Regions from separate parts of the Homo sapiens genome. Here region 1 is linked to region 2. A link is an interaction called in ENCODE POLR2A ChIA-PET data of the cell type or tissue named here. Cell type or tissue: OCI-LY7. All regions are shown on one strand.

Region 1 (2,500 bases), 330 kb after region 2:
AAACTGGAGAAGTCACTTTTTGAGAGCTCGGTCCTCATGCCCCTCCCCTGCCCCCGTGACAATGGTAGCATTTACCAAGTGCTCTCAGCAGGTGCTGAGTGTTAAGTGCTTCACTTGCATGATGTAACATAATACTCAAAAGAGCTCTGGAAGGTAAGCATTTCTATCAGTATTTTACAGATGATAGGTTTAGGAAAAGGTTAGGGACCTTGACCAAGGTCTCACAACGCCTCTGTGTCAGAGCTGGAATTTGAACCCAGGTCTGATAACTCTCAGAGTGCAAACTCTTAACCACTAAGGACTTGTTCACTTCAGAGGGCTAATTAAGTGTGAAATCAAAAGCAATGAATAATCGCAATTATGCCACTTTTAATTTGAGTCTGTTGCATATACATAATTGGTCTTCCTCTATATTAAGAAGGATGCCCTATAAAAAATTAGAAATTCTGCCAACAAAAACCTCCTGAGGGAAACTAAGAACATCTACTAAATAAATAAATCAAGTGTCTTATTGAGAACACGGCAATACTGAGAGGCTTGGGTGTGGCCACCTGACAGATCTGGAGGAAACCTAGAGGCAAAATGTACCGAATATTCTATTGCACAACAGAATCTATCTGTGGAAAGCACCCCCTAAACGGAAGTATCTGTCAAAGTAAAAATAAATCAGGGTAACAGCATCTAAAAAATATATTGTGAGTGAGATGCATACTTCTCTCATTTACTATGGTACACGAATATACTTAGTTTAATTGTCTTGTTTAAAAAAGAAACAAACAACTTTTCAGCCCAATCTATAAAACTCTGACAAGGACTAACATCACCGTGCAGTCATGAAGCAGGGCGAGCCAGCTGAGGCTTTTGGTAGGGTCTTCTCTGCAATCTGCTTCTACTATGTGATGGGTCACCAGGAGCGCAGGCTCACTGAGGACTCTGCTTTGCATGATGAAGAAATCATCTGGATCTGTTCACAGAGACGGGTCATTCCACTCAAACTCATAAAAGCCAGGCTGACAGATTAACTGAAATGCTTATCAACCAATCTGAGAACCAGAATTTCCCAGAAGAGCAGAGGATTAGGATCAGATTATTCTGTTTTTTAAAAAATTAAAACATTTCCTGAGCACCTACTATGGGTCAGGATCTGTCGTAGGCACTTTTACATTAGTGGTTTCATTTAACTCTCACAACCGATCTTTGGTGTGAGTACTTTTTAAGTACATTTTAGATAGAGGCTGTGGCCTGGAGAGGCAGAGGAACTCTGCTGAGGTCATGCAGTTAGAGGAGCAGCAAAGCTCCCAGAAGAGCACAAGTGCCCCAGTGCTGAGGCTACGGGTCTCACTATGCGGAAAATCACAAAGTTCAGAAGGTGCTGGCAAGGGAGCCCAGTGGTCATAGGTTGCTGTCATCAAGCCTAAAGACTTAAAATGCACTGGTGACATATGGCTGCCAGTTGGGCTGTCATAATCAGGAACATCCCTAAAACTTTCAGGCTCCCCAACTCCTTTTGGTGACTGTCATACAGACCAGCAGCCAGCTGTTTGCTTTTGATATAAATGTGTTCTAATTTCTAAAATGTAAAGTTTAATTATCTACATTTATTTTATTTTATTTTTCCTGATAGAATGTCAGTAGACACACCATGAATTTGTATAGAATGTCAGTAGACACACCATGAATTTGTTTAAGTGTGGGTTAACTTATGGGAATTTTATACATAGCTAACTTCAGTCATTTTTCTGTTGATCTGTGATAGTTTCAGTTTCAAATGATATTTTCTGCCACTGTTCCTTGAAATTCAAATTTTGAGGGTGCTCATTATTTGGTACCCGGGCACTGATTTATTCATATCTATTAAAATACATATATAAAAACAAAAATAAAACACGAAGAAAAAAAGAAAAAAAATACATATACAAGTATACACGGTACAAAATTGTGTGCCATACTGTGTACTCATTCATGACCAAAAGACACTGATCATTTGTAAGCTTATTCTAGTAAACTGAATAAAATAATATAGCTAATATTTTATACTTACTTTTTCTGCTCCTACTGAAAAACTGGACATCTTAATAGTTACTTCATACTACCAATCTAGTAATAAGGTCTGGTGGCCCCAAAATGAAAAAAAAAAAAAAAAAAAGCGAAAGGGGACTGAGTATTTACGTTTTTTAGCATTGGATTAAAAAAAAATAAAAAACAACATCAGTTTCCAAAGGCTAGCTCTGAACATTTTGCCTCCTCTTGACCTTAAATTGTGGGCTCACCCTGGAGAATAAATCTTAATAGTGAATTATACATAGCAACTTTGAAGACAAATAATATTAGTGCAGCCTACCCGTAATTACTCTCTTTTTACAAAGTTTCCTAAGAAAACAGAGCCAAAATGCTTAAAATTTAAACAGAAACAGAGAGAGTAAATGGCTGTGAAACATACACATATAGAAATTTATATTGTATATTTACATTTGGTCTAAAAGCAACTTCTTAAAATTCA
Region 2 (2,500 bases):
CCTCCCACCTCAGTCTCCCGAGTAGCTGGGATTACAGGCATGCACCACCTGTAAAAAAAAATTTAAAAAAAAAAAAAGATTTTTTTGTATTTTTAGTAGACGGGGTTTCACCATTTTGGCCAGGCTGGTCTCAAACTCCTGATCTCAAGTGATCTGCCCGCCTGGCCCTCCAAAGTACTGGGATTACAGGTATGAGCCACTGCACCCAGCTTCAAGGGTGTTCCTTTTGTGGTTAGTGCTTTTCGTGTTTACATTTCCCCAATGATCTCAAAGGTATCTACCAACAGTTGGTCGGTTGAGTCAGTATCTATATTAGTTTCCTAGGCTTAGTGTAACAAAACTACCAGAAATGGGTGGCCTAAACAACCAAAATTTGTCTCACAGTCCTGGAGGCTAGAAGTCCAAAATGAAAGTGTCAGCAAAGTTAGTTTCTTTTGAGAGCTCTGAAGGAAGGATCTGATTCAGGCCTCTGTACTCTTAGATGGTTGTCTACTTCCTATGTCTCTTTATATCCTCTTTCTAAATGTATCTCTGTGTCCAAATTTCCCCCTTTTTATAAGAACACCAGTAATATTGCATGCCCACCTTGAGGACATCACTTTAACTTGATTATTTCTGTAAAGACCCTTTAAATAAGGTCATATTCTGAAGAACAATGGGTTAGAACTTCAAATTATGAATTTGGTCAGGAGAGGGGACACAATCCATAACAGGGTTCATATGAGGCTTACATATTGTTTTAGGTTGTGTGTTTTTCTAATCCTCTCTTATAACAATCTGCCTATATTTCTGAGTTTTTTAAGTTTTGGGTTTTTCTACACATTTGCTACTGATTAGAAAAAGATATATGAAATTTCAGAGAAATTATGGAATTTCTGGAAGATGAAGTTATTACCAGAAGCCAATATAGGCCAGGCACAGTGGCTCACGCCTGTAACCCCAGTACTTTGGGAGGCGAAGGCAGGAGAATTGCTTGAGTCCAGGAGTTTGAGACCAGCCTGCGCAGCATAGTGAGATCCCATCTCTACGAAAAATTAAAAATTAGCTGGGCATGGTGGCTTGTACCTGTAGTCCCAGCTACTTGGAAGGTTGAAGTGAGAGGATTGCTTGAGCCTAGGACATCAAGGCTGCAGTGAGCCATGATCATTCCGCTGTACTCAGCCTGGGTGAAAGAGGGAGACCCTGTCTCAAAAAAAAAAAAAAAAAAAAAAAAAGCTAAATTGAGCTATCTACATTTTATTGCTAGGAAACCTACCAGTTTTTTTAAACACTAATATAAAACCTTAAGACTTAGATTTTTGTTTGTTTTAAACAGTAAATATATACCATTCTCCTAGGAAAGAATTACAACTCTTTATTCCTTTTTACTTTGCGTAGTATATAACATCTTAAGATGGCCTTTGGTGCTTTGGCTTGCTGTGGGATTGTATGTGAAACAGAAAACTAGGATAGAGAATTATGTAGAGTTTTACTTTGTTCATGTCTGTTGTTTAGCAAGATTTTACTTTTCCTTGTGTTTCAGTTGAGCTAGAATGAATAAGGCAAGAAAATAATGTCACTTGTTCTAAAAGAAGTGAACTTGTGGTTAGCTGGGGAGTTATGCACTGTAGTGAAGTAAGTCTAAGAGCCATTGGCAAGTATTGGGATAGATCCTCAGGTCCTCAAAACTTATTTGAGCAAGGCACATGAAAGAGAATTTCATGTTTTAAAAACAGGCTAATTTAGTTGGAAGCTGGTAATTTCTTTTTCTTCTTTTTTTTAGGGACAGGGTCTCACTTCGTTCTGTCACCCAGGCTGGAGTGCAATAGCGCAATCATGGCTCATTGCAGCCTCAACCTCCTGGTCTTAAGTGATCCTCCCACCTCAGCCTTCCGAGTAGCTAGGACCACAGGCATGTACCACTATGCCTGGCTAATTAAAACAAAAAATTTTTTTAGAGACAGGATGTCACCATGTTGCCCAGGCTGATCATGAACTCCTGGGCTCAAACAAATGATCCTCCCGCCTTGTCCTCCTCAAGTGCTGATATTAGAGGCATGAGCCACCACATCTGGCCAAAGCTGGTAATTTCTTTCTCAACCAGGAGGTTGAGGCTGAGACAGAGTCTTGCCCTGTCACCCAGGCTGGAATACAGTGGCGCAGTCTCGGCTCACTGCAACCTCCACCTCCCAGGTTCAAGCAATTCTCCTGCTTCAGCTCCCAAGTAGCTGGGATTACAGGTGCCTGCCACCACGCTTGGCTAATTTTTTTGTATTTTTGGTAGAGACGGGGTTTCGCCATGTTGGCCAGGCTGGTCTCAAACTCCTGACCTCAAGTGATCTACCTGCCTCGGCCTCTCAAAGTGCTGGGATTATAGGCATGAGCTACCATGCCTGGCCAAAGCTGGTAATTTCTTAATCATGAATTACTCATGTGAATGAAGTTTGGAATATTGCTAAATATAATTTAACTTTTTTTTTTATTTCATAATAGATTGTCTGAGTTTCCACATTTTCGAAAT

The links. Peaks named below come from ENCODE experiments on the same cell type or tissue, not always from the same donor. Only the 100,000 strongest peaks of a DNase experiment are listed, where the experiment ranks them.
Region 1: POLR2A ChIA-PET joins it to region 2 with 5 read pairs; 2 of 35 experiments call an interaction of 5 or more read pairs at or near these places.

The regions. Positions count from the first base shown.
Region 1 is chr6:90,186,634-90,189,133 of GRCh38, forward strand. The region is part of intron 4 of BACH2 (BACH transcriptional regulator 2); the gene reads right to left. Among named protein-coding and RNA genes, the nearest start is that of BACH2, 110 kb to the right of the region's middle. In OCI-LY7, no CTCF peak of the experiment used is centred here; DNase peaks (open chromatin) are centred at 578, 918 and 1,308; H3K4me3 peaks cover 1,675 bases; H3K27ac peaks cover 1,427 bases.
Region 2 is chr6:89,859,654-89,862,153 of GRCh38, forward strand. CASP8AP2 (caspase 8 associated protein 2) reads left to right here. Exons shown (of 10, transcript NM_012115.4): 7 at 2,473-2,500. Among named protein-coding and RNA genes, the nearest start is that of CASP8AP2, 31 kb to the left of the region's middle. In OCI-LY7, no CTCF peak of the experiment used is centred here; no DNase peak of the experiment used is centred here.